2 separate regions of the Homo sapiens genome follow, and region 2 is linked to region 1. Evidence: chromatin loops called from intact Hi-C (ENCODE). Cell type or tissue: dorsolateral prefrontal cortex. All regions are shown on one strand.

What was found. A loop is a pair of places that touch in the nucleus more often than their neighbours do. Peaks named below come from ENCODE experiments on the same cell type or tissue, not always from the same donor. Only the 100,000 strongest peaks of a DNase experiment are listed, where the experiment ranks them.
Region 2: it touches region 1 in a loop (2.3-fold over the local background); 3 of 110 quality-filtered maps call a loop at or near these places.

Annotation. Positions count from the first base shown.
Region 1 is chr12:120,854,870-120,859,869 of GRCh38, reverse strand. All of the region lies in intron 1 of SPPL3 (signal peptide peptidase like 3), which reads left to right. Among named protein-coding and RNA genes, the nearest start is that of SPPL3, 47 kb to the left of the region's middle. In dorsolateral prefrontal cortex, a CTCF peak has its summit at 2,670; no DNase peak of the experiment used is centred here; H3K27ac peaks cover 1,593 bases.
Region 2 is chr12:120,765,048-120,770,047 of GRCh38, reverse strand. SPPL3 (signal peptide peptidase like 3) reads left to right here. Exons shown (of 11, transcript NM_139015.5): 7 at 989-1,095; 8 at 1,560-1,723; 9 at 2,455-2,654; 10 at 3,676-3,785; 11 at 4,978-5,000. Among named protein-coding and RNA genes, the nearest start is that of ACADS, 42 kb to the right of the region's middle. In dorsolateral prefrontal cortex, no CTCF peak of the experiment used is centred here; no DNase peak of the experiment used is centred here; H3K27ac peaks cover 1,240 bases.

The DNA.
Region 1 (5,000 bases):
CCGGGTTCAAGCAGTTCTCCTGCCTCAGCCTCCCGAGTAGCTGGGAGTACAGGTGCGCACCACCATCCCCAGCTAATTTTGTATTTTTAGTAGAGACAGGGTTTCACCATGTTGGCCAGGCTGGCTTCGAACTCCTGACCTCAGGTGATCCACCCGCCTCGACCTCCCAGAGTGCTGGGAGCCACTGCACCCGGCCCCAGCTAGACTTTTTGAGTCTGTATGTTTTCTGTTGTGTTTAGGTGTAGTGTAGCTTCCTTTTTAATTGGGATAATAATGGCTGTAGAGATAAGTTTCAAAAAGAATTATTTGATATCAGTGGTTCCCACAGGATTTGTGTTTCAAGTACTGTTTGAAAAAACAAAAACTTTTTTGTCAAAGTAATAATGCACACTGCTGTATACTGTCACAATTCTTAACTTCAGTTATTGCTTGAAAAGACGATTTACATAGATTCAGTCATCTTTGTCTTATAAGGAAGGTATGTAAGCATTTTTAATTTTTTCTCTCATAGCACAGTACAGGTTGAGCATCTGATATCACAAAATCCAAAATTATCCAAAATGCAGAACTTTTTGAGCTCCAACATGATGCTGAAAGGAAAAGCTCATTGTAGCATTTTGGATTTTGGATTTTTGGATTTGCAGTGTTCAACCAGTAAGTATAATACAAATATTCTGAAACCCCCACGCCCCCCACCCCAAAAAAGAGGGAGATCTGAAACACTTCTGGTCTCAAGCATTTTGGATGAAGAACACTTAATCTGTATGTTTTCTTTATAGAAAAAAAATTAAAAGTTACCCATAGAGAGATTTTCTTACTATGCCTTCAAGAAATGCAATGAGGCAGAACAAAATTGAAAACATAACCATCTCTTATAAGGACCCTAGAGTGACTAAATAAGTAAATACTGATAGATTATAAAAAGAAACTGATTCGTAAAAAGTTAAACAAATTTACCATGTGACCCTGCAGTTTCACTTCATAGTTTGGCTGCTTATAAATTCTCGGCTCACATTTCGTTTTCTCTATTATGTTCTTCCATAGAGCGTTGCTGTCAGAGACTAGTGATATTCTCTTTAGTTATTGTTTTTAGTTTTTGTTATGCTTCCTTGCTTTGATTTTCTTCTTTGGGGACTCCTATTGTATACATTTTGGATCTTCTTTGCCTGTTTTTCTATAGATTGCCGCTCTCTAATCTTTTTATCCCTTTCTTAACTTTTCCATCCTATTTACTTTCTAGTTTCTTTAAGGCATTATCTGTTACCCGTTGGTTGTTCATTCTTGTGTTTCTTTTAGTTTAGTGTTCATTTCTGAAATTTCTGAGTTTTATCACCCCTTTTGAGTTGTTCTAATTCAGATTTATGTTGCCTCGTCATATGATGTCATTTTCTTTGTTTTTTTTTTTGTTTTCTTGAGATGGAGTCTTGTTTTTGTTACCCAGGCTGGAGTGCAATGTTGCGATCTTGGCTCACTGCAACCTCCGCTTCCCGGGTTCAAGCGTCCTGCCTCAGCCTCTTGAGTAGCTGGGATTACAGGCGCCCGCCATCACACCTGGCTAAGTTTTGTATTTTTAAAGATAGGGTTTCACCATGTTGGCCAGGCTGATCTTGAACTTCTGACCACCTCGGCCTCCCAAAGTACTGGAATTACAGGCGTGAGCCACAGTGCCCAGCCATGATGTCATTTTCTTAAAAAATTTAAAATTTCAAAATAATATTGTGTTACAGTTTTTACCTGTTTTAAAGGCATGTTTTTTTTCTGGTATGTTTTTATTGTTTTTACAGATGCTCTCTGCCTCCCTTTCTCTCTTTTTAAAATAATGACTTTGAGATAAAACCACAGTGCTTTCCTGTTGTTCATTTTTAATGAAAATTAATTTTCTTTCTTTTTAAATATATATTAAGTTCCAGGATACATGTGCAGGACGTGCAGGTTTGCTACATAGGCAAAGATGTGCCATGGTAGTTTGCTGCACCTGTCAACCCATCACCGAGGTATTAAGCCCCGCATGCATTAGCTGTTTATCCTGATGCTCTCCTTCCACCCACCCCTGTGACAGGCTCTGGTGTGTGTTGTTCCCCTCCCTGTGTCCATGTGTTCTCATTGTTCAGTTCCCGCTTATGAGTGAGAACATGTGATATTTGGTTTTCTGTTCCTGTGTTAGTTTGCTGAGGATGATGGCTTCCAGCTCCATCCATGTCCCTGAAAAGGACATGATCTAATTTCTTTTTATGGCTGCATAGTAGTGTATATGTACCACATTTTCTTTATCCAGTCTAGCATTGATGGGCATTCGGGTTGATTCCATGTCTTTGCTATTATGAATAGTGCTGCAATAAACAAACACATGCATGTGTCTTTATAATAGAATGATTTATATTCCTTTGGATATGTACCCAGTAATGGGATTGCTGGGTCAAATGGTATTTCTGCTTCTAGATTCTTGAGGAATCGCCACAGTGTCTTCCACAATGGTTGAACTAATTTACATTCCCACCAACAGTGTAAAAGCATTCCTGTTTCTCCACAGCCTCGCCAGCATCTGTTGTTTCTTGACTGTTTAATAATCGCCATTCTGACTGGTGTGAGATGGTATCACATTGTGGTTTTGATTTGCAGGAAATTAATTTTCATAAACTGAGAGAGAGAAGTGGGCAGGAAGACTTTAGCTTTCTGGCTCTAGAGCTCCCTCTTTTGACTTTTCTGGTGGAGGGGAAGAGGGAATCCTAGCACTTTCAGACATCTGGTCATTACTCTTCCTGGTTCTTTATTTGGGCCACCTTCTTCCTTTTCTTCTCCTGTCTCTGTTCTGCTGGATTCTGTTCCCAGTAGTTTCTCCTCAGTACAAGACTTTGTCCTGAAAGAGAGCTTCAGATGGTTAGCTTTTAGTTTAGAGGGTCCCTATCACTCCATCCCCTTGTACAGGCCATAAGTTGGAATGTACAGAGCTCCTTTAAAGTTCAACTGCTATTCCTAGTTCAGCTCACCTTGCTTGCCAGTACCTGTTGTCTCATTTGGGGTTTTCCTAATTTCAGATTCATCAAATACCCTGTTGCTTCCCTTTGCTGCTTCTCACACAGATGGCAATTGCACACCAGTCTTTAGCAGTCAGTAGTTTGTCCCCATCTGCTTGTCTTTTGGGTTTTGTGAGGCTACCTGATCACTTAGCTTTGTTGTAGGTGCAGATTTTCAGTTTTGCATCCAGATTGCTCAATCTGTTTTTATGGGAAAATTCAGGAGGATTCAAACCAACTATGCCCTGAATGCTGCCGTCGTTCCAGAATCTTGTCCCATAGTTAAATTTTTATTTTCGTTTTTTGAGACGGAGTCTCGCTCTGTCTCAAAAAAAAAAAAAAAAAAAAAAAAGATGAAAATTGTTCATCTCCACACCAGTGGCCAGGGGGCTCAGTGAGTAGCAAGGGTTCATGTTCTGTGTATTCTTCTGCTCTGCCCTCCAGCATGTTAACCTCACCTCTAGGCTTGCTGCGCTGCTGTTTGCAGGACAACTGCAACATTTCCGAGACATCACATCCTCAAGACCACAAAAAAAGAACCTTCTCTTCTTTGTGTTTCTTTTTTTTTTTTCTTTCAGATTAAGGGAAATCTTTTCCTTCTGTCTCATTGGCCAGAATTGCATCATAAGCCTAAGCCACAAGGGGACTGGAATCTGCATTTAGGTTTGTGCTGTCCAGCAAGGTAGCCACTGGCCACATGGGGCTATTTAAATTTAAGTTCATTAAAATTAAGTACAACTACAGATTAAGTTCCTTAGTTGCACTCACTGCATTTCAAGTGCTCAGTAGTCCCATGTGGCTAGTGGCTACCTGATTGGACAGTGCTGTAATATTACTAGAATGTTTTCATGATCACAGAGTTCTGTTGAACAGTGCTGGCTTACATTAATCACGATTCACTCCCTGGGCCTTTTCAGAATTGCATTTAGTCTTGAGATTTTCTCAGGTGCATTCCAGAAAGCATGTTCATGGTGAACAGCCACAGAATCTGACAATGAGACCACCCCATGTGGCTCTGGGGCTTCAAGTACACCCCCATTCATTTGCATGAGTGAAATAATTTCTCTGTGTAGGAGAAACAAAAAGGTTGTTTTACTGCCAGAAAAAGTACTGAACACATTTCTGAAGTACTGTTTTTCTTTTCTTTTCTTTTTTTTTTTTGAGATGGAGTCTTGCTCAGCTGCCCAGGCTGGAGTGCAGTGGTGCAGTGGCACGATCTCAGCTCACTGTAACCACCATCTCCCGGGTTCAAGCGATTCTCCCGTCTCAGCCTCCCAAGTAGCTGGGATTACAGGCAACTGCCGTCATGCCTGGCCAGTTTTTGTATTTTAGTAGATACGGGGTTTCACCATGTTGGCCAGGCTGGTCTTGAACTCGTGACCTCATGTGACCTGCCTGCCTCGGCCTCCCAAAGTGCTAGGATTACAGGCCTGAGCCACAGCGCCTGGCCTGTTTTTCTTGAGACCAGTCATTTTATTTGAAAATTAAGCTTTGAGGTCATAGTGCTAAATAGCCAGGGCCTATGATTTACTTGACAAAAATTGTTTTTTATACATTTGTCAGTTTCTAATTGGGTAGTTGGAAAATGCCAGGAAACTATTATTTCTGTTCATTTTTTGTGCTATATGGAATCTGTTATACTGAGGGGATGTACTTTATAAGTTATTAGTACAAGGATTAATCACTGATAGTCCCCTTCTCTCGTCATTCTTGCACTCTGTGGGGTCTAGTGATCCATCCATACAAGGAGAAGAAACGGTGGCTGGAGGGATAATGAGTTCCCTCTCCTCTTTCCTACACACTAGAAGTAGGGTCAGGAAAGCCCTGCATGCTTCTTCCTTCCCTGTCCCTTCCCTGCCCCTTGTGGAGGGTCATCATGAAACAGTTACATGCAGGTGCTATAAAAATCCTGGCGTGTTCTTTGGTCCAAATAGTGATCTTGAATGTCATAAATATAAGAATATTTTCATTGCACTGTTTTTCCTC
Region 2 (5,000 bases), 90 kb after region 1:
GGGGTGGACTATGTCAGATTGGAAACCAGCACAGACAAACCATCTGCAAAAGATGTTTTGGGGTCTATAGAGAAATTTGATTAAATGAGGTGAAAATTCACCCAAATGGAAACTGGGGGTTGTTGGCTTTGGTGGAGGGGGGGAACAGATTGTGTGATCTCATTAGATTAAAAAAAAAAAGTATGTAAAAAATTATTGGCTGGGTGCAGTGGCTCATGCCTGTAATCCCAACACTTTGGGAGGCCAAGGCAGGTGGATCACCTGAGGTCAAGAATTCGAGACCAGCCTGGCCAACATGGTGAAACCCCATCTCTACTAAAAACACAAAAATTAGCTGGGCGTAGTGGTGGGTGCCTGTAATCCCAGCTACTCGGGAGGTTGAGGCAGGAGAATCATTTGAACTCAGGAGACAGAGGTTGCAGTGAGTCGAGATTGTGCCACTGCACTCCAGCCTGGGTGATACAGCGAGACTCCATCTCCAAAAAGAAAAACAAAATTCTAGGAAGATATTGAACAGTGGTAATCTCTGAAAAGTGGGAATGTAATTTTTTTATTTTGCTTTACTGTATTCTCTAGTTTTCTATAACGCAGTTAATGAATTGCTGGGATGATGCCTCCAGTGAATGAAAGGGGGTGCTATCTAGGGTGTGAGTTCACTTTAAAGCAGGGAGCAAGGACAACACATCCACAACATTGGAGGGAAGGCAGGAAAAGAGAGCTTGGAGGTCTTGGACTGGTTTCCTGGGTCTCCAACAGCCGAGCACTATGTCTAGGAGGAGGAAAGCAATCACCCCAAATTCCACAAGTCCAAACAGGCTGAAGAAGCGGGTGTTTTGCACCAGTTGCATGTAAGTTTCTGAAGCTGGAGCTTAGGGCTGCCTGATTTTTGAGGGAATTGCAAACTCTGTGAAGGGCCATAGCTTGTGGAAAGAGGATGAGCCTGGAGTCCACACTGACTGCTGTCTGCTGTACCCTGTCTCCTCCCCAGCACTGGCCATGGGCCTCTGTGTCGCCATGATCGCCTTTGTCCGCCTGCCGAGCCTCAAGGTCTCCTGCCTGCTTCTCTCAGGGCTTCTCATCTATGATGTCTTTTGGGTAAGCGTTTATGTCCTTGGAGCTCCTCCCCTTCTTTGTGTTGAAGTGAAGCATTCATGCCTGAAAACTATTAACTAGAAGTATCCAAAGTCGGGCTTGCCCAGCTGCTGATCACTCTCTCTCCAGTCCTTAACTGTATCATGGGTGTGCAGTCCGATCCTTTTGTTTGCTGAAAAGTCGTACAGTAGGTAGTGTGTGTGTGTGACTCCTAGGATAGAAGAGGTAACAGGCTGACAAGATTCGCTGCAGTGGGGGCCACCCCGTCAGGGAGTAATCTCTGGGTGTGGAGAGTGCAGAAATTGGCAAGTACACAGGAAGAGCAAAGATTTTCTCAAATCATACAGTCAACGAAAGCATTGCAGTCACAGCATTCTGAGACTCTGCTCTTAAGAGCAAGGAGGGCTGATGCTGAAAGCAGGTTGCTTCCAACTCCCTCTGTTAAAGGCATCTCTCCAACTCGGCAGGTATTTTTCTCAGCCTACATCTTCAATAGCAACGTCATGGTGAAGGTGGCCACTCAGCCGGCTGACAATCCCCTTGACGTTCTATCCCGGAAGCTCCACCTGGGGCCCAATGTTGGGCGTGATGTTCCTCGCCTGTCTCTGCCTGGAAAACTGGTCTTCCCAAGGTAAGACCTCATGCTATGACAGGACCACACTGTCTTCCTGTGCCTATCTGTTCCCGGCCTTGATCAGTCTCTAATGTCATCAGCATTCTGATCCCAACCTGGGGCCATTATCTCCATGCTGCAGAAGAGGAAATGAGGATGAGATTCTTGGCTTGCCAAGAAGGATCACTGAGTGATCCAGGCGGTGCCTTTTATTATTGATTAATGTCAGCAAACAGCCATGCCTTACTGCTGTTTCCACTGTTTAGAGTTGGCTGGAGGGAGTTAGGAGAATCTCGATCCTTTTAACTTGTAAGATATTTATAAAAATAAGTTCTAATGGTAGAATTATACAACTCCTGGTAATATAATCTTGGCAGAATGAATGTGCTGCTTTAATCTTCCACCTGTAATAGTAGCCAGGTGCTTATTTGAAGTCTCAACAGTGAATGTGTCACAAATGATGAATTGTTTGACATTTCTAGAGGAAGCAGCACTTATGCAAATCACTTCAGCAGTCACTTCCAAGGGGCTCTCCTGAAACAGGGGGGCCAAGGTGGAGACCTCTAGTGCCAGTACTGTTGCAGCTTTTTCTCTCTACACTCTTAAAACTAATGTTCCATCAGAAGAGATTTCCATCTGCCATGCAGATAAGCTCTTTGACTCCTTAAAAAGCTAACAAACTTTGCACAAAAGGAATAGAAACTGGATTGTAGAGTGTGACGTCACTAACCTGTGAAACTGCATTCCAGCTCCACTGGCAGCCACTTCTCCATGTTGGGCATCGGAGACATCGTTATGCCTGGTCTCCTACTATGCTTTGTCCTTCGCTATGACAACTACAAAAAGCAAGCCAGTGGGGACTCCTGTGGGGCCCCTGGACCTGCCAACATCTCCGGGCGCATGCAGAAGGTCTCCTACTTTCACTGCACCCTCATCGGATACTTTGTAGGTAAGAGAACCAGAGAGACTGCAGATGATCCTCGCTCTGGCTGTCCTCCAACCTTTGGAATTAAATCAGGTCTTCTAGCTACAGTTACTGGATGGAAGGAGAGCAGGAATTCTGGGTGCTGTAATAGACAGCCTGGCCCGTGAGATGCTAAGTGTTTTGTGTACTGGATAGGCCAGTTCCCTCTCCAGCTGTGTATCTGAAGAACGTTGTAGGAAAAGCAGGTCAGTCCTCAAAGCCAAGGACACACAGCACACAGTGCAGTGGATTAGTCTGTGCTTAAATCTTCCTCTAGAGTTGAATGACTGTCGTATTTATTTCCTACTTTATTCAATAGATACTTACTTACATTCATTAGTTCTACATTTCTGCCACTCTGACCTAGGCCAAGTTTTGTAGCCAGCTCATGTGTAGGCAGACAGGAGATGATTGTGATGGGGCTGGGAAAAGCAGTAACCTGCCCGCACATGCAACTGCTCCCGCACAGTGACTGGAAAGGAGCTTTTGCACTCCGTACGTCCTCCTCAACCCCAGCACTGTCCTCGTCCCACAGCAGTTCATTCACATGGGTTCATTTCAGTCCACAAACTCAGAGGGGCAAGGCAAGTGGCATTATCCCCATTAGACAGATGAGCAAGCTGAGGCTCAGAGAGGTGGAAGGTCTGAACTACATTTATGTTAGCTATTGTGAGTAGCAGAGTTGGAACTTGAACCCAGGTCTTCTGCCTCCCAAGTCCAGCATCACAGGAGACAGAGGCACACTTGGAGCTGGAAGGAGGGTTTGAACCCAGGAACCTGAGCAAGGAGTGAGACTTGGGTCAGTCATGTGTCCTTGGAGTTGTAGGTGTTTTTTAAAGCTGTGCTGATCCACATTTCTTCAACTGCCCAAGCTGGGCATTTCACACCCCAACCATAGAATGGACGACAGCACATTAGATCTGTACAGTTGCAGGACTTTGCCCAGCAGCAGCCAGGTGACACGGGTTCCCTCTCGTGTCTCACAGATGCCTCTCTCTCCTCACAGGCCTGCTCACTGCTACTGTGGCGTCTCGCATTCACCGGGCCGCCCAGCCCGCCCTTCTCTATTTGGTGCCATTTACTTTATTGCCACTCCTCACGATGGCCTATTTAAAGGTGAGAGCAGCAGTTATAAACCTGTGAAAGCAATAACTTGGATTGGCCTGTGCCTCGGTTTGCACTCTCCTCGCTGGAGGTGATTCTGCTTAAGCCCCTGAGTGAGCTTGTGATCTCGACTGTGTGTGTGTGTGTGTGTGTGTGTGTGTGTGTGTGTGTGTGCGCGCGCGCGCTACCCTGGCGTTAGCAAACGCTTCCAGATTCGTGCAGCCACTGACAGAAAATGCTGATGAGCTAGACCACTACACCACCTGGTCGAGGAATAACTAATTGAAAGCCCCAGAGCCCAGCTGAGGGTACTTCCTGCTTCTGTTCAAAGCAGTGCCCTCCTGCCACCTAACAGCTTAACACTACGTTAAAGTTTGGGAATAATTAAGATTGAATAGTGTTGAGGCAGCATATGATAAAACCAGAGTTCAAGAGCACATTATTTCCCAGATATCTATTCTCAGCCCCGTTTTACAGATGAGGAAGCAGATACAGAGGTCAACTTACTTGCCCAGCTCACTTGACTCACTACCTCTAGAGAGTTGATAAAAGCCCTTTTCTTGCTCAGGGAGCCTAAAAGCACCCCTTCTAGGGAGTCCTCCTAAAAATAGTGGGTTATTTTTGAATGGGTAAGATTTAAATGCTCTTTGGTTTCCCACAGAAGCAATCTGATCTCAGATCAAGCATCAGAAAGGGGCCAGGGGCATGGTGGCTCACGCCTGTAACCCCCGCACCTTGGGAGGCTGAGGCAGGCGGGTTAAGAGTTCAGGACCAGCCTGGCCAATATGGTGAAACCCTGTCTCTACTAAAAACACAAAAATGAACTGGGCATGGTGGTGAGTGCCTGTAATCCCAGCTACTCAGGAAGCTGAGGCAAGAGAATCGCTTGAACCCAGGAGTCGGAGGTTGCAGTGAGCTGAGATCTCGCCACTGCACTCACTCCAGCCTAGGTGACAGAGTGAGAACCCATCTCAAAAAAAAAAAATATCAGAAAGGGGCCAAGCGCAGCAGCTCATGCCTGTAATCCTAGCACTTTGGAAGGTCGAGGCAGGAGAATTGCCCGAGCCCAGGAGTTTGAGACCAGCCTGGCCAATATATAGGAAGACTTCATACCTGGAAAAAAAATTTTTTTTTTTTAAAGAATCAGACAGCTGTGTGTGCCTCATGTTTAAATCTGTAACTTAGAAAGTCCCTTGTTTCCCAGGGCGACCTCCGGCGGATGTGGTC